Linked DNA regions of Homo sapiens: region 1 is linked to region 2. A link is a loop called in an ENCODE intact Hi-C map of the cell type or tissue named here. Cell type or tissue: IMR-90. All regions are shown on one strand. Links, peaks and the distances in the headings refer to the core of each region. The heading gives the core; the rest is flanking DNA. Region 1 overlaps LOC124901379 (a long non-coding RNA gene). Region 2 holds the start of LINC02518 (long intergenic non-protein coding RNA 2518).

Evidence for each region. Peaks named below come from ENCODE experiments on the same cell type or tissue, not always from the same donor. Only the 100,000 strongest peaks of a DNase experiment are listed, where the experiment ranks them.
Region 1: a loop joins it to region 2, with 4 times the contacts of the local background. A loop is called at or near these places in 2 of 110 quality-filtered maps.

What each region holds. Positions count from the first base shown.
Region 1 is chr6:113,556,823-113,573,068 of GRCh38, forward strand. The region is part of intron 1 of LOC124901379 (a long non-coding RNA gene); the gene reads right to left. Among named protein-coding and RNA genes, the nearest start is that of LINC02541, 85 kb to the right of the region's middle. RefSeq lists enhancers at 7,258-8,022, 8,023-8,786. In IMR-90, for the core only: no CTCF peak of the experiment used is centred there; DNase peaks (open chromatin) are centred at 4,299 and 8,019; H3K27ac peaks cover 1,187 bases.
Region 2 is chr6:113,425,777-113,442,022 of GRCh38, forward strand. LINC02518 (long intergenic non-protein coding RNA 2518) reads right to left here and starts at 7,671. Exons shown (of 2, transcript NR_149098.1): 1 at 7,561-7,671; 2 at 2,764-3,202. In IMR-90, for the core only: no CTCF peak of the experiment used is centred there; a DNase peak (open chromatin) is centred at 7,865; H3K27ac peaks cover 1,446 bases.

The DNA.
Region 1 (16,246 bases), core at 3,642-11,641, 130 kb after region 2:
TGCCCCTTTGGCTAAATTACTTTGAGGGAAACTGATCCTACCTCCATCTCCAATTTTAGGCTGTGGATTGGTTTAAATCTAATTACACATTTCATTCTCTTGGCCACAATAATTGGGTTAGCTGTCCAGATATGATCTAATCAAATTCAGGCACAGTAATCTCAAGAGTCTTTCTTGGAATCCTAAGCTAGGAATACTCTTATTCTTTCCTATGTAAGAGTGAGAAGCATCATACCCTGTTTTCTCCTGGTGTTTATCTTGCAACCATGAGAGAAGCCTGGCAGGGACTAACATGATACATGCATAGAATTGGACAGAGCTGAAAAAGCCATACAGCAATTGACCTGGAACCCTAATTAAACCATGCTGGAAGCCCACCCACCAGCTGGACTTTCAAGTTACTGAGCCAATAAATTCCCTTTATTATTTAAGCCACTTTAGATTTAATTGACTTTTCTTTCACTCACAGCCAAATGCATTCTAACTGAAACACTTGGGTACCTAACAAACACTTTGTAATGATGGCGACATCAGAGAAAAGAAAAAAGTAAAAACAAATAGAAATAGGTTAATGTTCTTAAGTCCATCCATATTCACTAGTCCATTAAATCAAAATATAAACCACTCGATTTTAACATCTGGAATTTTATTTGTTTTGTTCCTCATTGTATCCCCAGTACCTGGTTTAGCGCCTGGCATTTTTCAATAAATATTCACTGGGAAGTGGTAGGAGGAAATAATTAATAATAATAATAAATATTCAATAAGTACATGTCGAATGAGTGAATAGTTATGGCCTTGAGTAATTTTTTTCCCTAAAGATATTGCCATTGACTTTCAACTACTGAGAGGAAAACATTTTCTCAGTGTGTAAAATATCCCAAGCTTGTGACCAAGAAGGAATCTTAGCATCCATATGGTCTCATTAAAATGAAATGCTTTGTTCCTCAGATTTCCCAGATTGAAAGGGTATGTGTATAAACAATAAATATAAATCCAAAATACTTACAACAATAAATTTCATGACATGTTTTTATAGAATATCAATTAATAGGAACGGCATCAATGTATAAACAGTGTGTAACTAAGCTACAGAACACTTTTAGTTCTGTCATTTGTAAAATAAATGAATGATTCCAAGATTACTTCCACCTCTAAAAATAACATGAGTTTATGATTCGAGAGTTGCTCTTTTATCGTCAAAGTGGTCCAATGTATTGGCACCTCCAATCTCTTCTGATGGTCTCTGTAGCACTTCCAGCAGTGCCCTAATCATACGCAGACCACAAAACGTAATGGTCTGGGATGTGCACGTCCAAGGTCCAGGAGCACTTCAGCAAGAGACCTGAGCTCAGCTGATTAAAGAAAGCATGATTCAGTCCTCCTCACCCAAGGGAAGGCCCACAAAAGATCTCTTCAGTGAAGAAAGGGAATGGGAAGCACAGTGCGCATGTGAGTGCAATCAGATACACCCCAAGTTAGAGCAAAGGGTCAAATTAAGGGGCGTTAAACATCCTGGAAAGAGCTAAGGAGAGGGAAAAGAAGAGAAGTGATTGTACACTTAGAGGCAAGCATAATCCAGGTTCTTATGTTTTGTCAGTGGAGAAGGGTTTGAGTCTAGCCAGACTGGCAATAGCAAATGCTTGGCCCTCAGTGTTTCCCACCCCAACATCTGCCACTGCAGGAGAGACAGCAACCAGTAAGAGGCTGCAGGGACTATGGTCTACAGCACTGGATGGGGGGAATGGCAAGGGTCCTGGGTGGCAGCACAGGTGGCAGCCAAGTGGCAACTTGTATGCCAGATGGGAGAGTGTCACATGCTGCCCCTGGCACACATGCAGCTCATTTTAGGGGACTAACAAAGCCCTGCATTTCTCAAATGGACATATGGTGTCAAAGAGGAAGGTATAAAATTCTATTATGTGGAAACCAATGAATAAAATCAAAATATTTCTCTCTTACTTAGAAGAGAATATAAATAAATGGAATTATCAATTATGATTTTCTAATAAAGAAGATAAAAACTTCCATTGAAATCTGAAGAAAGAAGAAACTACCTAAATAAACCCCAGCAGTGAAGCCCATTTTTCAAGACAGATACACCCAGCTTCTCTTTACAATCTACCTCCTGTTCTCAGCACTAATTTTCTCCCATCTTTATTCTGTCTGCTCATCTCAGTTCTAAGCTTCCTCTACAAGTCACTGACTAGTGTGGAACAGCTTTTCTAATCTACCCACATTCTTGTAGGCATGGTAATGGATCCCTTCAAATAGGAAATTGCTACTTTAAAGAGACAGGACACTTTGAAACCAAGACAGTTGAAAAGATGTCATTGTAAATTAACACAACAGACAAACAGAATCTGGAAAGAGTTATTTGCAAATGTATTTGGGCATGAAGAAGGAAGTGGGTCACAAAATTATGACCCCTGCATATTTAGTCTAATACACATCCTCATTCCAGACAACTAACTGTGAGCTATTGAAAATGAAAGTTTAAAGAGAATATAATAAAAAGACATTCTCATAACTTCTCCTCTGAAGATCCATAAATAGATTGGAAATAATGTCCAGGAGGCCTTTGCAACTGCTTGTGGGGGTAGCAGTAATTAACAGAATCCAAACACAATGTAATCTTCTACTTAAACACTGTCACCATTTCTTAATTTTTCCTTAAAATTATGATTGTTTCTTGCTAGCTTCCCTGGCTCAAAAGATATATTTAAATTGCCCTACTTTTGCTCCCTGCATATCAAAGAGAGAGAGAAAAAATGCAGCCTAGTTAGCCAGAAAGGAAAACAACATTTCTATAAGCATATAATCTTACTTTAAAACTGGCAAAGCAAGTAGAAGGGACTAAAAATGTTATAGCCTTGGTTCCATATTCATTACCTCCAAGTGAAAGCATACAATATGCGGCAGTTGCTGTATTAGGCTCTTTATTTCTTACTAAATGCAAATAAGTTCAAGCATAAATTCTAAAAAGGATAACCTTACTTAGATATTAGGAACAATTCTCTTCCTTTAGGGGACTCTGGAATGCTGAAAGAGGAAACCAGGAAGGTTATACAATTTTCTTTTTCATGAGATTATAAGGAAGATAGTAAGAATTTTTAAGGATAATCCCTCAATAACATATTTCCTAGAGGAAGAAAGATACAAATGCTCGTATAGCCCAAAAACTTGCTAATGGCAGAACGATGGACTTTTTTCATGAAGGGAGGGACCACTCTTTGTCACACAAGATCTATGCCTAGTGATGGTTCATAAATGTGCTAGAATAAATTCCTAATTCTATGTGTACATTTGAGTAGCAAGATGATTCTGAAAATTGTACTAATAGTTACTATTCCACTAATAAAATTAGATCCAGAAAGCAATTGGGTTTCCAGGCCACGGGTAAGCATATGTATAAAGTACTAATTCTTTAGGGCCTCTTTAAAGCACACTTTTTTGTTTTACTATGATACAAAAAAAAAGTGTAATTTTGGAATGTATGTGCATGTGAATGTGTCCAAAACCAGCGCTGAAATTAATAAGGGATCCTTATTTAGACACTATTACAACAAGAACCCCCTATTAGTCTGCTAGAGCTGCCACAACAAGGTATCACAAATTGGGTGACTTAAACAACAGAAATTTATTGTCTCACAGTTCTAGACCTAGAAGTCCAAGATCAAAGTATCAGCAGAGTTCACTCTTTCTGAGGCCAAGGGAAAGAAGCTATTTCATGCCACTTCCCTGGCTTCTGGTGGTTTGCTGACAATCTTTGGCATTCATTTGCTTGAAGAAGCATCATCTTATCTATGCTTTCATCTTTACATGGCAGACTCTCTAGATGCATGCCTGTATCTAAGTTTTATCTTTTTGTAAGGACACCAATCCTATTGGATTAGGACCCACCTGAAGACCTCATTTTAGTTTGATTACCTCTGCGAAGACTGTATCTCCAAACAAAGTCATATTCTAAAGTCCTGGGGCTTAGGATGCCAATATATCCTTCTTTATTAGGGGGTAACACATTTCAACCCATAGCATACTCCCCCGAAAGAATAATTACATAGGGTAAAAGCAAGCAAACATACTTAACCAGACTAGATGTCTATATTACTTTATTCCTTATACAAAGACTAGGTCTCTGTAAAATCAGACATTTTAATTCTGTCCTCTGAGCTGGCTCATTGTCTAGTGTTTTGGAAGCAACCAACTGTTGGTTAACTTTTTAAAATTCAATTTTCATAAGGTTGGACAGATATCATATAGACACAGCAAAAACAAATGCCATACCACTGGAATGACTCAGAGCTATAATCACAAGTCACAAAGGCACAACATTTTATTCTTATGATGAGTATCAAGTGGGTGTTATAAAAAAAAACCCCTTAAAAATGTGTGGTTTCTTTGTCTGATGTGTGTAGACTGCCTCAGGTGCTTTCAGAAACAATAGAAATTTTTTCCAAGTTTTATATTGGTCAACTTATTTTGATAATAATGAGAATATAAAATATTATAACTGAAAAGCACCTTCAAAATTGTCTAGTCCAACTCTTTAACATTATAGACTTGAAAACTGTGTTCCTGAGAGATTCCTTAAGTGACTTGCCCAAGGTAATTTAGCAAATTGCAGTAGAGCCAGAAAAATAATCTGAGACCTGGCGTCCCCTCTAAATTAATGATGTTCTGCTACAGGATAGCCATCATATCACCCTTGTCTGGAAATCACCTATGTTACCCAAAATTAGGCCCCCAATGGCCACACAGAGACTAGAAGTAAGTTTAGAATCTGTTGCAGAGGTCATGCACTATTGTTTTCTCAGGGCAGTACTGCCACCACCCTCAAGGGCTCAAACAAAAATTGTGATGTCTTAGAGATTTACTTAAAATGTAGTATATAATTTTACTAGTGTAGTTGTCTGCTTTCTCCTTTAAATCTTTAGTTCTTCCTAGATTATGGTTATAACAACCACATTTTCAAATCTAAATATCAGGACGCATGTTCTGATAGGAAATGTGTTTATCCCAATGTGTTTGCACATAATATCACTCATGGCTGGGCGCGGTGGCTCATGCCTGTAATCCCAGCACTTTGGGAGGCTGAGGTGGGCAGATTACGAGATTAGGAGTTCAAGACCAGCCTGGCCAACACAGTGAAACCCTGTCTCTACTAAAAATACAAAAATTAGCCGAGAGTGGTGGCGTCCACCCGTAATCCCAGCTACTCGGAAGGCTGAGGCAGGAGAATCGCTTGAACTCAGGAGGCAGAGATCGCAGTGAGCTGAGATTGCGCCATTGTACTCCAGCCTGGGTCGCAGAGTGAGACTCTGTCTCAAAAAAAAAAAAAAAATCACTTATTTAGTATTTTTTCAAATGACCCTTTTCTGAATGCATTAAGTCTGCTTGGATACACATATCCATGCCTATATCTATGAGTATTTCATTCACATGTGTGGTGGTGTGTTGGCAATGGAAACATATGATGGAATATTTAAAATAAGGATTGCCCTAGATTGGGGGATGGGGTGGGGGAAAGAGCAATTAGGACACCATGGTTGTGGCAAACACAAGATTAGGAGAGTTTGAATGGGTGGGGAAGTGAGAATGATTGTAGTAAAGTTTCCTGAGAAGGGAGAGCTGTCAAACTTTCAGGGTGAATAATATAGAGCCATTTTTGCATAAGGATAAATAGTAATCTCATCAGGGTCCAGAGTAGGGTGCAGCAAGGGAGGCACACAGGAGGAAGCAGCTAATAAAATACTCTACAGGTGATTCTCATGCTGGGCTGCCTTCATAAACGGCTCGTCCCAGGTGCCTCCCTCTACCACCCTAGACCCGGCCTGCCTCTCTTAACCTTCAGTAGTTCTTAAGGGAATCACTATGTTACAGTATTGCATAATAACTAATGTGCATAATTATTATTCTGAACCATGGAAGCACTAAATCACTTCAATAATTCAACCTAATAAGTCAGGGAAATGCACTTAAAAGTTTTAAGTAATTTAAATGTTAAGTTTGGACAAACAGAGCATTAAGCTTACATTCTCCGAAATAATCCAGTTCAACCAGAATGCTTCATACCTGATGATGCTTCATGACGTTCTGAAAATGACTGCACACTACTCTTTGCACATTACATGTGAACATACCTTTCCCCCTGTTCGAAAACTGCCTCTGATAGCCAGAGTCAGGCTCCTACAGCCACCACTGCATTCCTCGTGCCTGCCACCTTCATCCTTCTCTGATGGGTCAGAGCAGTCACCCAACACCAACCCAACCTAGGCCTACCAAAATCAACCTTCAGAGAATTTGAAATTTAGATACAGAGGTCACCAGAATGTCAGCACATTTATCATCAAGTTGTGGAGACTAAAGACCACCCATTCCTGCAGTTTGTGAGACTGGCACTTCCTTTCTAGTGTTGGCTGTTCACCTCTTAGTCCATAGGAGAGAGAAGCAACTTTCCCATAAATCTCTCTTTTGGTTTAACTTTACCAATATTCTGTTCCTTGTAACTCCCAATGCTGAAACAAACACAGACTCCTACCCCATGGCAGGAATTGTGCTACCTGCTGGGGTAATGAAGATAGATATATTAATAATAGTTTCCGCCTTCAAAAATCTCACAGAGCATCAATAGTAAATGTGGTCTTACTCTCACTTATTTGATTAATCCATAATTAATATATTTGAGCACATGTCTTTTCTCCTATGAGGAACACTGTTCATGCAGTTTGACACTGGAAATTCTGGCAAGACAGAGCGTTTATCAAGCTTTGTGGTTATGTGTATTAAATACAGACCTTTTAACTGCTACTGGTAACTTGTTTTTAACTATAGGATATAATCTCCTGATGTTATATTTAAAATATCATTTGATCCAGTAAAATTTAAATACCAATTAGAGACATTTTAGAAAAAAAAAAATTCTTTTGTTTGTTTTTGAGACAGGGTCTCACTCAGTCCCCCAGGCTGGAGTGCAGTGGTGTGATCATGGCTCACTGCAGCCTCAACCTCCTGGGCTCAAGTGATCCTCACACCTCAGCCTCCGAGTAGCTGGTACTGAAGGTGCTCACCACCATGCTTAGCTAATTTTTTAAAAAAAATTTTTAGAGACAATGTCTTGCCATGTTGCCCAGGCCAGTCTGAAACTCGTGGCCTCAAACAGTTCTCCACCTCAGCCTCCCAAAGTGCTGAGATTACAGCCACTGAGCCTGGCTAAAAAATATATATATATATATATTTTTATATATACATGTATATATATAATTTTTATATATACATGTATATATTACATGTATATATATATTTTTATATATACATGTATATATATTTTTATATATACATATATTTATATATACATATATATTTACATATATATACGAGAAAAAAAGTAACAAATTTCCCAGATAGTTAACAAGAAAGGAAGGAAATACTTTAAAAGTAAAACTTAAGATTTAAGTGATTTTTTTTTTTGCACTTTGAAAATACATCTTGCTTTAAACACACAAAATCTTAGCAGCTGGAAGCCTGTTATGTGTTTAATTAAATGGCCCACACATGTGTTTGTAATGCACAGCACTGTGGTCTGTGAACGGAATCCTGGAATCCCCGGGGTGTATGGTCAGCCTTTTGCCTCACTGAACTCTCCTCTGGAGGCCATGGGAAACAGGGTACTTGTTTGAGTTTTCTCCTCGGGTCCACATTTCCTCTATCGACTACTGCTGTGTAAACAGACTCATGTTCAAAAGGTGCTGGGCTCCATTGACCTAATCCACTCTGAAGTGCCAGATCTGTCCACACGTCCTCGGGATTAGGCCAGCATGGCCAGCTCACCCTGACTTTGCCTAAGGGATGGTGCAGTGGACTTGGACCTCCCCCAAGCCAGGTTCATCTGATTGGTTTCCCTTTTGCGCTCTTCTTCCCCTGGGAGAGGATATCCTCAGCATGGACTGGGGCCCACAGAGCATGGAAGCTGAAACACCGATTCTTCCTCAATGAGCTGAAGTTCTCCAGATGGCAGCAAGCGCTCGTCATGCAAATTCTTGGCAGCAGGGAGCCTGTCAAGTGGCTACTGCTGCTTATTGTTACCAACACTCCCCCACCCCCTCCACACAAATGCAGAAGAAACACCATCTGTCGCCTGTGGGGCTGAGCGGTTCTTTCCAAGTCCCTTCTAGTCAGTGCCGCTCAGCAGCCCTGCGCTGTGCGCACGGTCCAAACAGGAGTTGCCTCTCCTTGAGCCAGGGAGGACCCCGTCCGGTGCTGGCAGTTCTCTTCTTCCACGCCTCCTGGGCCTGGCCCCTCATCCAGGGCCGAGCCGGGGCGTTTTGCTAGCAGATTTCTCATAAGATAGTTATGTAACAAGAATAGGAAAACGATTGTGTTTCTCCCTTTAGATTCTGGGAAAGAAACAAGATGAACTGAGTTAGCAACGTGTCTCCATCACTAGTGAGAAATGTGAATAGAAGATAACTGGTTAAGGAGCACACTCCGGATGTGAAAAGCACAGCCTTGAAGTTAAAAGGTCGCCCATAACATCAGCGTGATTTCGGGTTTGTGTTCTCTTCTCTCCCACTGATGTTATGTCTCCTGATTAATGATGAACTCTCATAAGACCTAAAAACGTTCTGTACAAACGAAAGCTGTCGCCAAAAGACTCTAAGCTCTGGAGAAGGCTCAATATCTTGTCCATCTTTGAACTCCGAGACCATCCGTGCAGTCATTCAATAACTATTTTTTCTTGTTGTTGCTGTTGGATTTTTGTGGGATAGTTATATATACAAATACAAATGCAAGCAATAATAATATGCCATGTCATATCTGCGTTTTTAATGTTTTCTTTTTAACCCCAGAAAGTTGTTCATATGCCTCACCTCAGGTCATTCTATCTTCCTTTATCTGTGCAAATCTCCCATTTTATTTTTTAAAACATTTAGTATTAATTCCCCATAGACATAGACATCCCTAAAATGTAATCTCTGCCTTTCAAATCTACCTTTCATACATTTCCTTAGATGGATATTCCTGAAAAATATTCTACATTTGTCTTTTACATGTGTTTATTTTAATGTACATAGATTGAACTGTGATTGTATCAGTCCTGACTTTTTCACCATTCTTATCCTTTGAGGTCTATTCCATTGTCATTCTTCCTCACACAGATGTTACTTTCCCATGAAGCGTCTCGTTCTATTCCATTTTTTACTCCATGACTTGCATTAATGGGTAAATTTGAGAAGAATGGCTGGGCATGCTCTTCTCTGTCTTCCCCTTCTTCTTCATGGGTCCTGGCGACTTTCAGAGAGTCCACTTTTTCTCCTGCTTAGATGTGGCGCCCCATGTGGGCACCTGGCCCAAGGTGGAGATTCTGTCTACTCTGGTTTTCAGTGTTCGGGTCCTTTTTCACCCACACTAAACATCTTCGAATGCTATGTTATCAACAATAAAAGCAATATTTAGATCTCCATTCATTTTTGCTTTTATTTCTTAATTTGTTCAGAATCCAGATAAGGAAGATAATTATCCTTTGTTGGTAGTCTTCTGGGAGACCCCAGGAGTCTTTAGTCAACTAGGTTTCATGGTTTGCATTTACACATGATATTTACATATTCCACTGGTGATAAACACATACAATTGCCTCCTCCCCTTTGCTGACAGGACTAGCACTGTGGTAACCAAGTCTGCCTGTGGACGTGGGGGGGAGATTCTCTGGAGTGTACACCAGGAGGAGGATTGTTGGATCACAGTTACATGAATATTTAATTTTACTAAATACTGCCATATTACTGCCCATAGTGACTGCATCATCCTTACCTCCAACAACAGTTGATATTATGAGCAGTGGATATTCTGAAGCTACCTCACTTTTGCCAGCCTGATAATGGTAGCTCATGACTGTTCAAATTAGTAAACATTGGTCGGTGAGGTGGCTTACACCTGTAATCCCAGCACTTTAGGAGGCCGAGGTAGGCTGATCACTTGAGGTAAGGCGTTTGAGACCAGCCTGGCCAACATGGTGAAACCCTGTCTCTACTAAAAATACAAAAATTAGCCGAGCGTGGTGGCATGCACCTGTAATCCCAGCTACTCAGGAGTCTGAGGTGGAAGAATTGCTTGAACACGGGAAGCGGAGGTTGCAGTGTGCTGAGATTGTACCTCGGTGCTCCAGCCTGGGCAACAGAGCAAGACCCTGTCTCAAAAAAATAAATGCATAAATATATTAGGAAGCACCTGCTCATATGCTTGTTAACTATTTGATTCCCACCCTAAGCTTTTGTGAATTATTATTCATGTATTTTGTCCATATTTTATTTGGTTTACAGTCTTTCTTGCTTATTTTCCAAAAACCAATTATACATTTATGTGTATGTAAGATAATTTCTTGTTAGTTTTCACATTATAAATACCTTCCTTCAATCTATATCTGCCTATTAACTTTGGTTATGTAGTCCTTTGTTAAACAGAATGTTTATATTTGGATATTGCAAAACACATTCATTTTTCTTCTTCTCATTTGTGCTTTGGGTTTCTGTTGGAGCTTCCTCCACATGAGATCACAAAGATAAATTTCTCTATTTCTTCCATAACAGCTTTAGATTTTCGCCTTTCAACTTTAGCCCTTTAATCTAATTTAAATGGATTTCTTTTTCTTTTTTCTTCTTTTCTTTTTATATATGCTATGATGTATGAATTCCCAATTTATTTTTCTTCATATGGTGACCCAATTAATCTATTCCTTAATAAGGAATCCACTCTTTCCTTGCTAACTTCTTCTCTTTTCTTCCTTTTTTCTTTTTTCGAGATGGTTTCTTACTCAGTCTACCCAGGCTGGAATGCAGTGGCACGACCATAGCTCACTGCAGCCTTGCTCTCCTAGGTTCAAGCCATCCTCCCATTTCAGCCTCCTGAGTAGCTGGGACTAGAGGAATGCACCACCACACCTGGCTGCTTTTTTAATTTTTTTTTTTTATAGAAATGGTATCTCGCTATGTTGTCCAGGCTGATCCCAAAGTCTTGGCCTCAAGCAGAATCCTCTTGCCTTAGCCTCCCAAAGTGCTGGGATTACAGGCATGAGCCACTACTCCTAGTCCCTTGCTATTTGTGATTATCATCTCAATCTCATGTATTATTTTCTCTACTCTCTGGACTCTATTCTATTCTATTATCTACCCGTGTGTTCCTGTGCCGGTACCACATGTTTAAACAATAGTTTTTTAAATGTCTTAATTTCTGTTTGGGTAAGTCTCTCTTGGCTCTTTTTAAAAAACATTTTAACTATTCATGGGCCTTTATCTTTCTACATAAATTTTAGAATCAATTTTTTAAGTTACTCAAAAGTTCTGCTGGGATTTTGACTGGATTTGTTAGAATTAATAAATTAAGTAATGGAAATTTAAAATATGTATACAGAATATTAAATATATCTTTCCTTTTATTCAAGTTTCTTTGTCTTTTTATTATGTTAATAGTTTATTGAGGCCCTTGAATTTAAGGTTATATCTCTATTACTTTTTTAAAATCTATTTTCCTTATTTAATTGGCTAGAAGCTCTTATAATGTCATCAGGGTTGAAAATGAACATCCTTGTCTATCCATGAATGGACTGGGTCTAGAACTCCTCCATTAAAGATGATCTTGCTATAGATTTTTTTCATATAGCTTTATTATATCTAGTATTTCTTGTGAAATGAAATGTTGTAAATGGGTAAAATGGAATGATTATGCTGCTGTTGTGTTTTCTGTACCAGCTCGCACAAAAAGTAAATACAAGTCCAATACAACTCGATTTCATTTTCAGTGGTATTGAGGACATACATAGTTTATGCTAGAAAACATACTCCAGTGATTCTTAAATGTTAGCCTGCATCAAAATCACCTGGTGGCTTATTAAAACACAGATTTTGGGGACACATCTCAAAATGTCTGATTCAGTGAGTTTGCAGCCAGGCTCCGAAGTCTGCATTTCTCACAAGTTTCCAAGTGATGCTGATGCTGCTGGCCCAGGGAGCCACTTTGAGAACCTTGACAGAGTCACTTTCATTCAACTTTGATCTTCTCATAGGCAATTTAATATTTTATTTCAGACCCAAGTTGCATTTTGTGTCTTTGGCCAACAAACCATTACAATGTATTAGGTTGAAATATATATAGTAGGCCAGGTGCAGTGGCTCAAGCCTGTAATCCCAGCACTTTGGGAGGCTGAGGCAGGAGAATCGCTTGAACCCTGGAGGTGGAGGTTGCAGTGAGCCGACAGAGAGAGACTCTGTCACAAAAAAAAAAAAAAAAAAGAGAACATTTCTTATGTTTTTGTCAAGACCCTAAGAATGAATTTCTTGTTCATTAGACAACTTTTCATATGTAGAAAATCAGTTTGTGAGTCTCAAACGAAACCACTTTTCAAAGACAGGTTTAGGCATTTAGCTATGACTATTATACATCATAAATTGCAGGGATCACCTTAATAAATTCTAGCCAATCGGATTAAAACAAGTCAACAAGTCTTTGTCATACCCAATTCTGTTGCTAGTATAGGTATGGCCAATGATTTTACATCTTCACATTTAAGTTGATAGTGCATGAGAAATTAGACTCTTAAGAAGAAATTTCCTAAATGTCCAAAACATGATCTGTCCTGCTGAATTCTTTTATAAAGTCTTATTTCTTTTAAAAAGCATCTTGGCAATCAAGTCACCATTGTTACCCTTGTCTTCATGTTAAAGATAAAATTAGGAAAGAATATTTTGTCATTTGTAATTGCTGCTTCTTTATTCTCAGTTTGTTATTTAGAAAATTTTATCCCATTATAGATTTTTCTTTTTTCTGAATAATGCCAACTTGATATAAACTGGTTAGTTCTTTATTTCTATTTTTATAGTTGAACCGTCCACAGTTTGGCCATGATAGTTGGCTGCTTCTGTTAGCAACTTATGCTGTGTTTCCAGTGTCTTGTTTTGGGAGTGATTTAGGGAATGAGGGGCTTACTTTAATTTACATATACTATAAAGAACATGAACTTTTGAAACAGGTAAATGTGAATTTTAATCCTAATTATACCACATATTAGCTCTGTGACTTAGGCAATTTACTTAATCTCTTGAAACCTCAGATTCTTCTATTTTAAAATAGGTATATAAGAACCTGCCTTTATAGAAGAGAAGTCATCACAGTACCTGAAATTTATTTGAAATATAAAAGTTTTGAAAGGCAAAAGTATAAATAAATTACATTAAAACATTCTACTAAAAGAAATACTTAAAATCCCAAACAAACCTGCACGATATATGAAGCTAATTGGAATTTGTAGAAATTAATTTATTCTACAAATACATATTTTGTGTATCTGCCAAGTTTATGATCTGGCTTGCCTATGCAGATTCAGACCAGAGTTCATAGCTACCTATGGGAGCAATTCATAGGATGTGTCCCTAAGGCAATATAACTGCCAGGCACTCTACCAGGCATTTTGCACAGAATCCATAAAACATTACTTTGGGGTAGATTCCTTGGCCTCTTTCCCCAAGGCCTGTGTTCTATTACAACATCATGCTGTGAAAAAGAAGGCTGACATTTACTCCTGGCAGAAAGGAGCTTTATGGTATTTCATCAAATCTGGAATATCACATCTTGTAAAACACATCATTATTTTACATACCACTAGGAAAGATTAAGAAGCTGCCAACTAAATTATGATATCATTTTTTATCTCTTAGAATTTTAATGTTATATGTATTAAAAGAGCCCATTTAGGTTTATTTGGGATTATATATCGCTTATGCATATATAAAAAGGAAAATAAGCAAAATAAATAGGGTAATGTATTTGCAAAGCTTTCTCATATTTCGAGTTCAACTCTACTAAAACATGTCATATAGAATAATTGTTAATATCTGTGTTTTTCTACATAACTTCATCATTTATGCCATCAAGAGCAGCATTTCTCACTCTATGATTGTGTCTATAATTTTTTTCCAAGCCACTGACACTCTTTCTGCAAGTTTGTATGCACCTATGCAAACAATAGCATCCACAATATGACTGCCACCTAGCCAACAGCAATTGTAAAACACCCAGACATAAAAATATGAAAAAATGTATATCTAGAATCATGAAATGCTGTGCCTATTGCACGAGCTATACCACATTAGATAGAACTATTTTACTACTTCATAGAAGTTGAAATGAATTTGAGAGTTAAGATACTTTTCTGCGGTTTTTGCACTTTGTCCCATGTTTTTCAATTTTTTTAATCCTTAGTTTTTCTTCTTCTAAGATTATTGTTTTGTCCTTGACTCCCTAAAATTCCATGAAACAGAAACCTGATGACAGTAGCCAAGCCAAATAAGGGTATAGTTTCCCCACATAACAAGGAGGTCTTGAAATTGAAGGGTTACAATTACGGTGGCATCAGGATTCCATGTGGATCCATCCTGGAGGGATCCCATCCCAGATCCATACAGCTGTTCTTCACTCTGCCACAGCTCAGGTTCCATCACATCCTTGTGCTTACAAGATGGCTGCTGCATCATGACCACGTCCCCAGGGAAAAAGCAGGAGATGAACAAAGGGCAACAGACATCATGAAGGAGTCAGCCCGTTTTATGGGCTACATATAGCCCTATTATGGGCTATATGTAGATTTCTTCTTACATCTTACTGATAAACACTAGGTTATACAACCAACCCTAATTTCAAAGGAAACTGAGGAGAGTAGTATATTGTAACTGGAAACATTGTTTCTCTGATTATACTGGGGTTTTCTCAATTTAAAAAAGAAAGAAAGAAAATGGCTAAAAAAAGAAGAAACAGGGTCTACTTGCTACCACTCTGGGGCCCCAAAGGTTTAAAAGTATGAGGTAACATGATTGCCTCATGTACATGGAAGGTTATAGTTCTTGTTTTATTTTTATCTAATGTAATTGGGTAGGGTTTCACTGAAAATTAAACAGATCTCTTAGATCAGTGGTCTCCAACCTTTTCGGCACCAGGGACTAGTTTCGTGGAAGACAGTTTTTCCATAGCTAGTGATGGGGGCAGGGGATGGGGGTAATTTCGGGATGAAACTTCCACCTCAGATCATCAGACATTAGGTTCTCATAGGAACATGCAACCTAGATCCCTTGCCTGTGCAGTTCACAATAGGGCTCAAGAATTTAATGCCAGCCTATTGATTGACAGGAGGCCGAGCTCAGGTGGTAATGCTCGCCACCGCCACTCACTCCTGCTGTGCGGCCAGGTTCCTAACAGGCCACTGACCATTATCAGTCCATGGCCAGGGGGCTGGGGAACCCTGTCTTAAATAATGCTACTAATAAAATGTACATCCTCGTCGTCACAGAAAGTGTTAGCTGCAAAGTAAAAACAAATGAAAGATGAAAATGCTTACAGGCCGGGCGCAGTGGCTGACGCCTGTAATCCCAACACTTTGAGAGGTGAGGCAGGCAGATCACCTGAGGTTAAGAGTTCAAGACCAGCCTGGCCAACATAGGGAAACCTCGTCTCTACTAATAACATAAAAATTAGCCGGGCGTGGTGATGCACGCCTGTAATCCCACCTACTCAGGAGGCTGAGGCAGGAGAATTGCTTTAACCTGGGAGGCAGAGGTTGCAGTCAGCCCAGGTCATGCCACTGCACTCCAGTCTGGGCAAAAAGAGCAAAACTTCAACTCAAAAATAAAAGAAAACACTTACAAATAATTAAAATAATATAATATTATACTGGTTTTCTAATCCCAAACAATACATACTTAACAAGCATTTAATAAATCTGTATGAAATGAATGAATAAGTGTTTTCTTCACTTTTCAAAAGATCAGTTTTTGTTTGGTTGGTTTTTTTTCTGCTCTACACTTTGGGAATAAAACCCTTTACAAACGGCATATAATAATAATTCCTTACATGGGAATAACTTTTAGCCTGAAGTACTTTCTGCCACATTCCAGTTTCAACTTTTGTTTTTGTTTTTTGAAACGGAGTCTCACTCTGTCACCCAGACTGGAGTGCAGTGGCGAGATCTCAGCTCACTGCAGCCTCTGCCTCCTGGGTTTAAGCAATTCTCCTGACTCAGCCTCCCAAGTAGCTGGGATTACAGGTACGTGCCACCATGACTGGTTAATTTTTGTATTTTTAGTTGAGACCAGGTTTCACCATTTTGGTCAGCCTGGTCTTGAACTCTTGACCTCAAGTGATCAGCCCACCTCGGCCTCCCAAAGTGCTGGGATTACAGGTGTGAGCCGCTGTGCCCAGCTTTTTT
Region 2 (16,246 bases), core at 4,821-12,820:
CAATGTCTATGACACCTTTCACTCAATACTCATTTGCTAAAATTGGGATGTTTCAAAACTGAGCTGTTTTGACTTCTTGCTTTAAAAGCTGGAGTTTTCATAATTTCAAAAAATAAAAACTGATGTTCTTCAGTAGTTTGTAAGTCACAGAAAATAAATCAAGCGCTTTTTAAAATTCAAGATCTAGTTTCTTTTGATGATATTAGTAGGGTAAAAGGTCATGAGAGTTCAATTAATTTACTTTAAAATGCTCCTTTTAAATGATGTCCAAAGAATAAATCATCAAAGATTAATCAGAAAAGACTGAGTCTCTCCCCCTTATTTAGAATGTCTAAGGATCTGGGAGCAGCTGGCCCCATCTCTGTTCTCTCTTTTCCTGATTCATCTTGTGGGTGACCCCAGGAAGGGTCAGTCTGTGGCCCTAAATCACATAAGCCTGCACATGGAGCCTGCCATTTTCTCTCTGCAATTACTCCACCCTTGAGAACCTTGCTGAGCTAAGGCAAAGGTTCTAAAGAGCCTGGGCTTTGTACCCCCAGGCCTGCTTTGTACCCTGCTGAGCCTGGCTCTTTCCAGACCTATGGTCATTTGTATTTTTACAGTAATAAACTGTTGTATCCAATATGCCTTAGCATCTGTTAGGTACAAAGCACTAAGCAAGGCTGCAGGGAACCCCATGTGAATAAGCCCATAGTCACTATTCTTAAGCAGCTTGGAGTCTAACAGGAGATAAGCTGCAAACAGCTGCATAAGATATCATTTAATCGTGGAGATTTCCAAGAAGGGATGCTGACTAGCATTTGTAGAGTACCTACGGGTGCCGGGTACTTGGCTAGGCCATTTATGCAAACTACATCATCAAAAAGCCATAATCATTTTATAGTATTGTTATCTCCATTTTGCAGATGTGGAAACTAAGGCTAGTTATTCTTCCAGTGAGATATTTTTAGTAAGCACCCAAGTGCAGAATGAGATCTTATAGACTCTAAAGTTGTTTTATGAGTGTGTGTGTGTGTGTGTGTGTGTGTGTCATTTTTTCTGCATCTTTAAGCATAAAATAATTTTATCTGCCTGAAAGGAAGACATGCTTGAACTAGGGCTTTGAAATATAAGGGATGTATTTTCCTTGGTGATGGTGATGGTAATGGGGCCAGAGCAGTGTCCTGGGGCAAAGGCAGCTCTTCCATGACGCATGCAGGCAGGAAGGGCAGGCGGGTTCAGAGGGTACTTGACAGTATAGTTTGGTTGCCACATGAAGTCTGCTTGGGAAAGTGAAAGAAAGTAAATCTGCAAGAAGAGGTGGGGTTTTGAAAATGCTAAATTCCAATTTCCCCATCTTTTATAATTCAGTAGAGGTTTTGGGGGGAAGGAAGCCCCTCTGCCGCTTACCTAGTAGATTGAGTCAGATGGGCAGAAGTTGTGTGAACAGAGGTGACCCTCTCAGAATAGGAACCAGGTGTTCTATTCTTTTGTTGCCCTCACTGTGAAACTCAGTGCTTTACAACCAGTAGGTCTGCAGTTTATATCCAAAGAATAAATGAAAGACAAAAAAAGAGAGAGAGAGAGAGAAAGAAAGAGTATTCTGCTCTCTCTTGGCAAGTTCCTTAAAGGATGGGTCAGGGTAAGTTGCTGGACAGTGGGCAGAGGAGACAGGTACTGGCTGAGTGAAGCTCAGGGCAAGTTTGACTCTTCCACTGTCTCAGCCTCCAGACGAATGACCCAAATGGAATGACTTTTAGTTGAGACAGATATGACCCCTTCTGTTAGGTAGAGATAGCATGCTGGAAGGACAGAAAATATTTAAGAGCAGACAGACAAAAGGTGTAAGAGGCAAGTGTTCTAAAGGATTTGCAATGAGACCCTATAGTAAATAATCCCACAGTTCATACCACCACACTCCAAGCCACACTTTTTACACACCAATCTGCTATTTCACCTTACACTGATGAAGAAAGCAGCCTAAATGTCTACCTTGCAGGTTAGGTGAGGACAAGGTGAGTGACACCGTTGTGACAATTAAGCAGCACTGTAAACCACAGTCTAAGGTGCAGCTTTGCGCACTAGCTCAGCTCAAAGGCTTTCCAAGTTGCTAATATATAGATGAATTCCAAACAGGAAGAGACCAACCTATGTGGCAGAACAGTTTTGCAAGATTAGTTTGCTTGGCTTTACAGTCAGATAAAAGTTAGCTCCCTTAAAGACAGTTGTCACAGCCTGAGCAAAGTGAAGCCAAAACTGTGGGGGTGGGAGAGGAGAAGGGACAGAAAGAGGGGAAGCAAGATGCAGAGAGGAAGTTATGCTTTAAAGATACACCTGTTTCTGGCCAGGCACGGTGGCTCATGCCTGTAATCCCAGCACTTTGGGAGGCCTAGGCAGGTGGATTACCTGAAGTCAGGAGTTTGAGACCAGCCTGGCCAACATGGTAAAACCCCGTCTCTACTAAAAATACAAAAATTAGCCAGGCATGGTGGCACATGCCTGTAATCCCAGCTACTCGGGAGGCTGAGGCACAAGAATTGCTTGAACCCGGGAGGCGGACGTTGCAGTGAACCGAGATTGTGCCACTGCACTCCAGCCTGGCCGACAGAGTAAGACTCTCTCTCAAACAAAAACAAAAAACAAAACAAAACAAAAAATACACCTGTTTCTGTATCTGTGAAAGCTTTGAGTTAGTAATAATGGCAGCTTCATAAATGGTAGTGGTAGTAGCAGTAGCAGGAGTAACAGTGACATTCAACAGGAAGTTGTCAGTGATGACTATTGTTAACAATTAATGATATCTTTCATTGGCTTTTATATCCCCATCACAATGCAGTATGAGGGTGGGCTGGCCACATTTAAATTAGCAAAGGTTAGGTGAAAAATATCAGAGTTTCTTGCTAGTGTCATCCAATAATTAGTGGAAATGTGTTAGATAACATTGACTTGAGATGAGTGTGCATGAAGTCTGTGACTCTGACATTGCGAGCTGGACAACTTTCCAAGTGTACCATATTTAGAAGTGGGTTTATTCCTGCAGCGGTGTCCTTTTGAGAATCAGTTGAATCATTGCTTCTCGGCCTTTTGGCTAAGATCAAGTGTAGAGAATCAGTTGAATCAGGAAGAGCATCAGGACAGCCAGTACATAGGCTCCTCTGCTGAGTCACCATGTGGCCAAGACTGCCACATACTTAGCTGCAGAGAAGTAAAAATCAATTTCCACCTGTGGTAAGGAAAAACATCCACATTGTAAAGGTCAAATGGAGTCTTCTACGGATCTTAAAACTAAGGTATGTTAACATTAACTAATATATAGTACATATTCACTGCCACATTTGTTCATAAAATATGAGATATTTTCATTTAAGTCACAAATTAATTAATTAATTAATTTATTTATTTATTTATATCAAGAGGTTTTTATAAACCAAAAAAAAAATTCCAGTGTGAGAGGTTAAGTGCACCAGTAAGGTCAATAAATAGTTATCTCCTTTCCATCTTCTCATTTTTTATCATCAAGCCTGACATCTACACTAAACTGGGAAACAATACAACAGACAGTAGTCTCTTTCTCCCTCTCTACCTGACCTCATAACTGCACACATACATAAATGCATTTTCAGATACAACAAAATTAAATACAACAAGAAAGCTGATTTCTTGGAAAATCCAGATTCCAAGATTAATAACTTGATGTGTTTCAAATTACATCTATAGAAATGTGTGGGATTGTTTTGTTGTTGCGTTGTTTGGTTTTGCTTTTGTAAAAGGAACTTTAAGGGACATTTACTAAATATCTGATGAAACTCATTACTCTTTAACCATGAATCTAGTAATGCTTTGATCAAGGCATTCAGTGAAACCCGGTCTCTCTGCTGCCATTAACATCATTTACCACATCTTCACTACCTGTCCTAGGCTATACTTGAGTGAAGACACCCTGAAATTATCATGGGGTGATTTTATGATATTGGTAAAAATTAAATTAGTCGAAGCTTTTTCTTTGTAAGCTAAGCACCCTTTACACCTAACTGTGATGCCTTGCTTCTGAACTGTGATTTCCAGGTAATGACTCTTACTAGAAGGACAATAAAGGTGCAAATGAAGGGCACAACTTGAAGCCTTCAGGGTGTGGAGTTTGGAAGAGATGCTGTTATGAATGAATTGCTGATCCTACCTTACTTCGTTGGAGAGAAAACTCTAGCCCCAACTGTTTGAGAGATTTTGCCCAAGGGCCTCATTAGTAGTAAATTCAGGGTTAAGAATCCAACTCTTTTGCTTTACAAATCAGAATCCTGTCACTTATGTCACGATGATGCAGAAAAACAAACTAAAATTTGTCATTGCAAGATAATGAAACTCTCTCCTGAAAAAGTTATTTTGTACTAGACTGTTGCAATAGTGCAGATCTACTTTGATGTGTCAGGTTTGGCTCAAGCACCGTGCTTCCAGGGAGTTTTCTGGTGATCCCATGCTCTGTACCCTGCACCTACATCTGCTATGGGAGACCCTTCCTCTCCTTCCCCTCTGTATTTGTTAATATGCTCACACACAGCATTATAATCACTTTTGTACACCTACTTTCTCCACTAGATGTTAAATTCATTGAGAATATAATAGTATAAAATGAAGTTTGTTAAATGAGTAACGAATAAAGAAAATGTAATAATTCAATTTTTTTTCTTTTGAGGCAGGGTCTTGCTCTGTTACTCAGGCTAGAGTAGAAATGGCTTCATTAAAGCCTTGAATTTCTGAGCTCAAGTGATTCTCCCACCACAGCCTCCCGAGTAGCTAGGACTACAGGCACACACCATCACATCTAGCTATTTTTTTTTTATTTGTAACTTTTCATAGAGATGAGGTCTCTCCATGCTTCCCAGACTGACCTTGAACCCCTAGGTTCAAGTAATCCTCCTGCCTCAGCCTCCCAAAGTGCTGGGGTTACAAACATGAGCCTTCATGCCCAGCCTATTTTTTTTTATTTCAAAGCAATAAGAATAATAATGCCAGCAATAAGATTGTTGTGAAGTTTAAATGTGATGTTTTAACACTTGTTAAGTGCTTCACATAAGGCATTTAACCATGTCAAGCTACATATTAGTGTCTCAGTAGCATCTATCTATTGAATGCTTACTCAATCTTCTTCTGAAACCATCAAAAATTGTTACAAGCCTTCTATGTACTAATGATTGCACTTTTAGTATCCATTGATTAAGAAAGAATAAATTGGTGCTTGACTTTGCAACTCTGCAAATCTCCAAGGGTCCCTAACCCATAGGTGAGAATCTCATGAACTGTAGATTGTCCCAGGACCTAGAATGAAGCTTATAGTTCATCATGAGAGCCATTATGGCAGAGCAAAACACCCACAACACAAGCAAAGCACAACAGTCTGAGAGCAATAGAGGAAGGGACAATAAAGGAAAGACAGCAGGTCTCATTGCTTCCTACTCTTCAGAATCCCCACAGATTCATAGGTTATTGCCAGTATGCAGCTACTTCACCGTCTGCAATCCCTTGCTCCACAAAAATACCTACTGTTCCTAGGCAGCACCACATACATACTCAACAGTAGCTTGAGGAGGCTGTGTTAAAATAAAATAGACAGCCTGATTATGTTTCTTATGAACCTAAAGAATTCCAACTAGATTTCTTGTACTCTTTTTTTTTTTTTTTTCTAAACCTATTAGTTAGAACTATCCCAGTTTCACATGATGGAAATGCAACCTTAACTGTTTAAACAAACAATATGGAGACAGGTGTAAAGAATGTATTAATTCACTGAAAAGTCCAAAAATAGGATAGGTTCAGACACGACAGTGTCCAAGAACTGAAAAATAAGTCACCAAAACTCAGTTTCTTTCTCATTGTGATTTCCTCCAAAGTAGGTAATACTTTCAAACAGGTTCTCCCCACATGATATAAAGGTTAGCTGATAATAACCACAGCAGAAAGTAAGGTTCTTTCTCCCAGTGGCTTCCCAAAAAAATCCCATAATTGGCAGCCAGGTTTCTATGCTTTAGGTCAAAACAAATCACAGTGATGGAGGGGATATATTGTTTGGACCAACATAGTTTACTTGCGGGATACCAACCATTCTGCTTTATCAGGACTGTCCTGGTTTTAACATTGCAAGTCTTTTGTCCCAGAAAACTTCTCCACTTCAGGCAAACTAGGATGTTAGTCACCCCAGTTTACATTTGTGCTACTAGGCTACACATGTTTTTTCCATACTACGGCACTCAGTGGGCATAATAACAGGGATGAAATGCTAAGTGGGGGGAAAATGTCCTCTACATTGACCTGCGAACTATTGAAATGTGCTGACACGGTGGCCACATGTGCTCATTGAGCACTGAAATACAATGGTCTGCAATTAAGTTTGAGGGCTGAATTAAAATGTGCATTAAATATAAAATACCAACTAGATTTTAAAAAGTTACTAGAAAAAATAATGTAAGAGATATTAATAAATTTATATTTGCATGTTAAAATGATAATGTTTTGAATATAGCTAAATAAAACATTATTAAAAATTAATTTCACCAGTTTCTTCTTCCTTTTTTAATATGGCTATTAGTAAATCTTAAATTACACATGGCTCACATTATATTCCTGTTGGATGGCACTGTGATAAGATTTTTTAAACAAAGTTAATAAAGTATTTATGTCATGTATAGGCGGAGGACATTAAAAAGATATTTTGAGTATGCAGACACCTTAAACAATAAATGATAAACGAATTACGTAGAAAACATCCCAGGCCCACAAAAAATGAAGCACAATAATGTCAAACTCAATACCAAATTCATGTGCTCAATCATTTCTGTCCTCATTGGTGCCAGGACCAGCATAAGTTCTGGGGCTTCAGGCCCAACTGCCAAAAGAGGTTTGTCCTTCAGAAACCCACAGACCAGAAAGGAAAAGAGACAGGTTTAAAAAAAAGTTATACAAAATTATGTTGTGAGTAATACAATAAGTTCCAGCATACACAATCTGTTTTGATTTAATTATAGTAATTACATCATCTACATAATTTTTGGTTTATTCAATCCATACTCTACATGTTCTCTTTCTATTGCATGTCAACTTCCTTGAGAGCAGAAGTATTGCATTAATAAGTTTTATGCAACCAATTGCTTTTCTTTCAGTGCTTCCTTTTTATTTAATGATCAAATGTTTCTTCATCTCATATTTACTCTCCCCAGAGTCAGGTTAGCCCAGTGAAATCTAATGGGCTTAGGGTCAAATATTGCCAAAGTCCCTTACCAACTTGCTTACCTACTGGGAGTGTGTAACCCCTCTGCGCCTCATTTTCCACCAACAACATTGAGAAACAGGATACTCAGTGTCTCTTTGACACATACACACTCATATTCACACACACAAATTCAGATCATTGCTTGCAATTTAGCTTATTATTGTTAGTCATCTGAACATATCAAATACTTCCAAACACTCCAACTCACTGGAGTTTTGCTCCCTCAATATATCTATTTTTAAGCACTGGAAGGGGGTTCTACATGCCAGCAATTTGGTTCCCTCTAAACATCCTTGAAAATGTTTATTTGAAAAGATTACCTTGTTTTCCTTCAGGATTAAGACATGGTCACTGCAGACAGAGATGATTTGGAAAGATGGCAAGCAGTTTTTGATAGCTCCTCAGAGACTCCCCTTGTTAAATGAATATACCTGCAGAAAAAACAAAATGCATTCCAGCCCACACACGTTAGAGACATTTTTCAAACACCTAGATGAGAGAAGATAGCTATTACAAATAACATATTTGTTGGAGAGAGTGAAGAAATCACAAACTGGCTTGGATAAATACTATTAAATGCATACTTTGCCTGCCGATTGCGACAGTTTCCCTCTGGCACTCACTGACAAGCTTGGCTCCAGCTGTAAATTAGGTTGCAAAACTTCCTTGTCAGAGAACTCGCCCTGTGAGGAGGACTCAACCCTGGCTCTGAATCTGCAAGGACAGAAAAATCAATGTGACAGAGAAGCAGTTGCTTGTGTCAGGCCTCACCAAGGAGAGAAAAGGCTTTAAATTAATCATGATTTAAGGATGCTGGCAAAACAGTGCAAAGGCACATTCCTGGTGTCTCTGAGAAAAGGGAAAAAGGAGCCTGGAGCACTTTGCGGATGCTCCCCACAGATCCTGCCCTTCTGTTATAAACAGAATTCAGTGTTTACTGTGGGGATGAGAAAGCACTATGGATCTCGTGTAAACAGATAAAATGCAACAAGACTGATAAAAGTTTGGTGAAGCAGTATTGGTCAGTGTGTAGCATGGGGATAAATGAAAGTTTCATCTTCTCTCCTAGAACCTATGAATGAATTAAATCACCTGGGAGGATTTCAGGTCATATAGTAAATTTTGATGTCCCACAATAAGAAAAAGCTGGCTTGAACCTCTTATCTGGAGAGGGATCAAAAATCGCCTTCTGGAGATGCCTTTTTAAAAAATGTCTCACCTATGTTGGACAATGGGGACATCTGGATGAGGGAAATCAATTTTTTTGCCTGGCTTATGCTTTGGAGCAGTGGCTTTAAAATGTCCAAAAAGACCTACTAAGATTACTGTTAAACTGCCACCATTATATGGTACCAGTGAAGCAGTGAGCCCCCAAGGTAGAGGTAAGACCTACCTCAGATGTCAGTCACTGTTGGCCAAGGAAGATCATGTTAGGAAACATCCACCTCTGCTACCAATTTAGGCAATCGAGTCTCTGCACTAGAGAAAATGACATCCCGGACAGCTGATTTCAGACAGACTTTGTTCCTGTGTCAGGTACCACACCTTTCCAGTTTGGGTACAAGAACTCAAGTCAATGAGCCAGATTCATTTATTTTCATAAGTCGTCTCTGACTACAGGACCAGGGTTGCTCTGGGCCTTCGACTGGCCTCAACTATGTCAGTTGTTTGTCATGATGACACAACCATTATTCTCCAGTTTTTTCCCCTACAAGTGGAGAGACATCCAATGAGGACCAAACAGGATTAGACCCTATTGTTAAAAGTTTCCTTTGGCTTTATTTTATAGTATCATCTCTATCATCATAAATCAATCATGAAACACAAGATGTTCCACCAAGCACTACACAAGCGAACTACATAGATGTTGTACCTACCCACTAGGGCTTGTGATAGAAACGACAGAGCACTTAAACTATGCAAATATGACAAGTCCCTATAAACAACAGAGTACAGAAGTTAAATCAGCAGGAAATAGAAAATACAAGCATATGCAGAAAACTGAGTGGTAGGGATGAACAATACTGGTAAATATTATTACTATACACTTTTAAAAAAATAGGGAAATCTGAAATCCGAGATAAGAAAAAGAAAAAATTTATACAGCTATGCTGCACTAGAAACATGAACAGCTAACACATAGCCTCATTATAATAAAACCTTTTTGGCAACATTGGGTAACAAGCAGCTTCCAAAAACAACACCATTCCAATATTTTATTTAAAAAGAAAAAGAATGTGTAGCCATCAGTGCAATTTTCCTTGAAAATGAACAGGTTTCATTTGTACCAAGGGAAATTACCAGAAAAGCTGTAGACACTCCCTCTCAGGAGATCTTTATAAATAGTATAACTTTTCACCTGTTTTGTGTGGCTCTCTCAGAAAGCAGATAATAGGCAAGGAAATCCTTTCAAAATCCTCTTTCTGTGTCTCATTCTGGGTTATTCTCCAGTTATTCCACCTATTTGCCTTTGCCTCATCTTGCAGTCAACACTCTTGAGAAAGGACAGTTAAAAAGGAAGAAACAAATAGATGTCAGCACTCCTGAGAGAAAGCTAGAATAGCTAATAAATACACAATCCTTTATATATTCCAAGAGCTACTTAGTGCTCTACCGGAGTTTTCAAATAGAAGAAAAATCTGTTGCAATCTTCTTGTCTAGACCAAATCCATAGCCAACAAAAACCTTTCCATATGCCAAGTCCTAAGCTGAACATTTTATATGAGTGGTCTTATTCAATCTCACCACAACCCTATGAAATAGGCATTTTATTATTCCCATTTTATAGATCAGAAAGCAGAGTCTTAGAAAGATTTTCTTGCACAAACTAACAGAAGTGCGATCTGTTGGAGCTAAGATTAGTGTAATTAGTTTCCTATGGCAGCTGTAAAAAAATTATAATAAACAAGTGGCTTAAGATGACACACATTTTTGCTTGGGCCCAGGAGTTCAAGACCAGCCTGGGAAACATAGGAAGACCTCATCTCTACAAAAATAAAAAATTAGCCTCACGTGGTGGTGCACACCTGTAGAACTAGCTACTCAGGAAGCTGAGGCAAGAGGGTTGCTTGAGCCTAGGAGGTCGAGGTTGCAATAAGCTATGACTGTACCACTGCACTCCAGCCTGAGCAACAAAGTGAGACCCCCTTCTCAAAATAAATAAATGCATAAATAAATAACACAGTTTTTTTCTCTTACAATTCTGGAGGTCAGACTGCCAAAATCAGGTACAGTGGGCTAAAATCAAAGAACCAGTAGAGCTCTTTCTGGTGGCTCTGGAGGAAAATCTGTTTCCTTACCTGTGCCAGGAGGGATGCAGTCCTCATTCCTCAGCTTCTGGACTGGCATCACATCCCCTTTCCTCTTCCTGTTCTTTCGTCACATCCCCTTCTCGTCTTCATCAAATATTCCTCTGCCTCCCTCTTATAAGGATATTTGTGATGGCATGTAGGACTTACCTAGATAATCTAAGACAATCTCCCCTTCTCAAAATCCTTAATTACATCCACAAAATCCCTTTTACCATATAAGGCAGCATTCATAGGTTCCCAGAATTAGGACCTGGATACCTTTGGGAGCTGTTACTCTGCCTACCACAATTAGCATTCCAACTATCTCCCATTCTCTTAAGCAGTATACGATCTTTTTTTATAGATGAGTAATTCCTAAAAAGCTGAATGACTGATTGTCAGCAAGTGAATGGGTATCTCATATAAATTAAAGAGGTAAAAGTAAGTCATTTGTATGGATGGTAGCACAGTATTGGCAAGAACCCTGGACTTGCAGTCAGAAAATGGAGTTTGTTTTCATTAACTAGACATGCAAACTTGGACCAAACACTACATCTCTTGGTATCAGGAATAATAAAGAGTGCCAATTCTCGTCAATAGTAGTAGAGAAGGATTCCACAAATCTCTACAAGTTTCATGGGAAATGTTGGACCCAATTATCAGTGTCTGCCCTGCTTAATCCTTAACCGCCAGACCTTTTTTTTTTTTTTTTTTTTTTTTTTTTGAGATGGGGGTCTCCCTATGTTTCCTGGGCTGGTCTCAAACTCTTGGCCTCAAGCGATTCTTCTACCTTGGCCTCCCAAGTGCTGGGATTACAGGTATGAGCCACCACACCCAGCCTCTAGTCTTTTTTAACTCCAATTTTATATGATTCAAGCCAGGATTGCCATCATCTGCATGCTTGAATGCGGCTGGAGAATCCATTTCCAAGATGGCTTCTTCACGTGGCTATTGGTAAGAGGCCTCAATTTCTTGTAACTCAGGGCAATCCATAGGCCACTTGATTGTCCTTACAACATAGTGATTGGCTTCCCCCAGAGCAAATACTCCAGCAGAGAAAGCAAGGCAGAAGCTACAAAATGTTTTATGGCCTAGCCTTGGAAATGACATACCATACCATCACTTCTGTGCTCCATTGGTCATACACATTTATCCTTATACAGTGTGAGAGGGAGCTGCATCAGGTCATGGATACCAGGAGACAGAGTTGATCACCTAGAGGCTGATCGCCACAATAAACCATGTGGACTAGTGCTTCCCAATAGCACTTCCATGTTGGTGTATATCTAGAGACCTCATCAGTGTTGGAGAGAAAAAGTATTCTTTTCCTCACCTATAGGTGGGTTCACGGCCAAGATCAGTAAAACAAAACACAGATTTAAAGCATATGAATTTATCTAGTGTTAAGTTTCATGAGACACAGGAAATTTCAGAGATGAAGACCCAAAGAAACAGGGAAATCTGTGTGTTTTTATGGTTAGTCATCCAGAAGTATCATTGGAAGACAAGTAGGTATGACCTAATGGTAATAAATGGGGGAATTTAGCAAGGCCGGTTTGCTCAGATTCTGCGATATGTTTCTGTATCTTCACTCATTTCTTCTGGGCCTAGGGAGAATGCCTCTGATATGAGGGTCTTACAACCTACTGTAGATGTAGGTCAGAGAATTCTTTTATAGGATGTTTCAGGGGAGAATGTCCAGAGAATGTCAAAGAGACTTTTCCACTTCTGCTGTTTTCTCAAATGTCAAGGTGCCATATTTGGGGGTAGTATTTCCTGAAACCTACCAAAGCCTGCAATTCATTATACTTTGTGATGGTTAAGAGTGCTTTGTGGCTTTCAAGAAGAAGGCTAGAATCATAAAACTTGCATTTTTAAGAAGACCGCTCTGGCAGCAGAGCAGAGTATTGGGGTAATGTGGGTCCCTACTGCCTCTCAGATGCCCAAGACTCTCATGCAAACTGCTATCCTGGCCTTCTAGACCCACATGTGTTCCCAGCCTCTTCTTTCCATGTTTTCCATCTCTAGCTACTGTGACATTCTTATTATTCCCAAGACAGGCCTGGTTCTCTTCAGACCATGCCTTGAATATCCTTCTCTGCTCAAAATGCCACATTTTCTACAAAGTCTCCTCCGAGTCCTGAGATAGAGCAAGTAGCTATTTCTAGTGTTTCCATAGCACTATGTTCATCTCTCTGTCATAGTATTCATCATGATTTTCCTTCAATAATTTGGTTATGTTTTATTCCTCCAAAGATTCTCTGCATCCCTTGATGGCAGGGACCAAGGCTTTGCCCTATGGCCAGAATATATCAGAGCACATAACAGATTTTTTTTTGAATTAATGAATAGACTTCTTTCAATAAGTTATCTTTCTAATACACTTAGTGAACACCAACTAACTAACAGGCACTCTGCTCGATCCCAAGTTACACACTAGTGATCAGTATGGTCAGGTCCCTGCTTCCAGGATGCATAGAGTGTATCCTTATATGATACTTCATCAATGACAATATCCTTGTTCCCTCTCTTTCTCATTCCATTTTCTATTTTCCTACTACCTTTCTGTCTGTTTCCAGCTGTTCTTTTTTCCTTGATGCTTCCCTAAGCATGACATTGCACACATGGGCATTGCTTAGATTGCTTAGTGTCTCTAATAAAGAGATAGCTATAATGGCCAACAAGTTACCCCAGGCCCAGGTTTAGATTATGATCTTCATGTTGCCTGCAAAGCTATGGGTACATGAAAACCTATTCCCATTTCCCAGATATCACTTAGAGAAAAATGAAGGAAAAAATAAGTCCTCCCATGGCTGCATGACTTGAAATTTTTATCTTTTCTTATCTTCACTGTCCCAAGTGAGTCAAATGCTCAAAACTGTTATTGTCTTTTAAAATGTTGATTAAACTAGTAGTGTTAGTGAAGATGATATAACTACCTAGAAGATATATGCTCCATCACTGCAGGAAATTTGGTCTCTTTTTACCTTGATAGACTCACAGCTCCTAGAATATTGCTAGCACATAGCAATGCTCATTGAACATTTTAAAATGTGTTCCTTGATGCTATAATTTCTTTTCCATTCATGCTAGGTTTAAAGATTACCTGAACTATTTTCCATTAAAAATGGCTTATGTGGCTCAGTCAGGTCACTAAACCTAAGTCTTGGTTGTCTTTTCATAAAACAGGGACCTCATTAGTACCTCCCTTGCATGGGAATGTTTCGAGTATAAGAGAAAATGCATGCAAAGCATGTAGTCTAATGTCTTCCTAGACTACAAACTGAAGAAATGCATTGAGGCTGAATCCAGGGTCTATCTAATAATCTTTTATTCTCTGTACACATCGTTTAAAAAAAATGCTTATCTCTGGTTGTCCATTATACACCGAGTAGACTGGCTTTCTTTAAAGTTAGGCTCTTTGAAACACAGGATATATCAAATCAAAACTTATTAAGCACTTGTAATGTACCAGTTATTATGTTAGGTACTAGAAATACAAAGAAAAACTAAGATATATTCCTTTACCTAAAGAACTTTACTATCTCATAAGGAAAATAGACAACGTAATGGAAAATTACAGAACAAGATGTGAGGTTTACTAAGACTGAGACAGAAAAAAGGATCATTTAGGGGGAGCACCCGACCCAGCCTGGGAAAGAAGGAGATTAAGGGAGGTTTTCCAGAGGATGTTAGTTACAAAGAAGTCGGGGTTAGAGGAGCTGCTCTGAGTGGAAGGAGCAGGCTGAACAAAAGAACCAGGAGCAGAAATGACATGATCAATTAAGAGCATGCAGGTGACACGTTTTGACTGGAGCACATAAAGAAAAACAAAATTATGTCAAGAACTAAAGCTGTGCGATCGTGAGCACAAGTCAGGTCTGCATGAAAGGGCTTTGTATGTCATGCTGTCGATTTTCAACTGTGTCTTTATGGCTAATGGAAAACCCATGAGTAATTTTAAGCAAGAGGGTATCATCACCAGCTTTGCACTCTAGAAAGATCACTGCAGTGAAAATGTAAGGATTTTACCTTACATTTTCTGGAAGGATACTAGCAGGGGTTCACAGCCTTTGGTATGCACAGCAATTACCTACAATTCTTTTTCACTAGGTCTGATTGGTTTCAAACATAGGGGATTTGGATGCAGAAAATCTGTGATTTATACTTTGAGAAACAGGAAGAATTAAAAACAAAAACAAACAACAACAAACTATTGCAGTAATCTAGGAGTTGAGTTATGAGGGTGTCCACAAAGGCAATGGTAGTGAGATTGAAGAAAGTAGCTGAACTTGAAAAATATTAACAAGAACCTGGAGATTAACTAGATGTGAAGAAAGGAAGAGGGGAGACAGAGGCCTAGACAACTGGATAGACTTTCCATGAGATGAGAAATCACTGGAAATAGCAGGGCTGGAAAGAAAGCTGATTATTTCTTTCTTCATATATCGAAGAGGAGGTACTTTGAAATATCCCTTTGGAGCTTTACTGTGTTGGGGTTTGAGAGGTCCAATAAACATCACCCCTCTTTCCTACCTGAGTTTGGGACTAATTGAGAGGAATCTAGCATTTGGAAAAGCTATCACCTTTGTTACCCTAAAAGCTAGATCTGAAGATGTGGCTTGGGTACTACAGTCCAGAATTGGGCAGATCTACGCACCTAGTCACAAAGGACAGAGCAGGGTGTGTGCTTCCTGCAGACAGCTGGATTCCAAAAACAAGATGCTGGTCTGGGAAGGTCCAGTTCCTTTCTCTAAACCCACCAAGCAGAAAGACCATATCTTCACCCTAGAAAAGTGGTGTGTAAAGGAGATTAGAAAGACCGGAAGTGTTGCTCTGATGGAAGATCCTTTCACAGTGGAGACACCCCAGAAGTAAGGAAAAAGAATATTCAGTAAGGACTTAGAGAGACATGCATGGGGGCACAAGAGGGCATTCTATGTGAATAGCACTACTAGGAGCTGTGTAAGGGCTGCCTCGGTTTTTTTTTGTTTTGTTTTTAAAAAGGCGTATAATGAGAAGCAACAAGAACAGGTATATATTCATTTCCTATTGCTGCCATAACAAATTACCTGAAACTTAGAGGTTTAAACAATACAAATAAATCATCTTACAGTTCTGAAGGTCCTAAGTCCAACACACTCTCACTGGGTCAGAAATCAAGGTGCCAGCAGAACATGTTCTTTTCTGGAGGCTCTAGAGCGGAATCTTGCCTTTCCCAGCTACATTCTATGGCTACATAGATCCCTACATTCTATGACCCTCGGCCCTCTTCCTTCGTCTTCAAAACCAACAATGGACAGCTGAGTTCTGCTCACATGGCCCTACTCTGACCTCTTTTGCCTTCCTTTTCTACTTTTAAGCACCCTTGTGATTACACTGGGCTCATCCAAATAATCCAGGATAATGTTCCCATTTTAAAGTCAACTGATTATCAACTTTAATTCCCCTTCCCATGTAACCTAACATATTCTCAGTTTCCAGAGATTAGGACAGGGACACGTCTGGGAACCGAGGGAGGACTGGGGGAGGGAGGCATTGTTCTGCCTACCACAAAGCACTTTTCTAAAACATGGGAAGCACCAGCTTTTGTAGGTGTTCTAGGAACAGTATTTGGATGTACTTCACGGTGAAGAAAATAACTGGGCTATGAGAAGAAATGTCACTAAAAGTGCTATTGCCTGGCTCATAAGTTACCTCAGGAGCAGGAAACTCA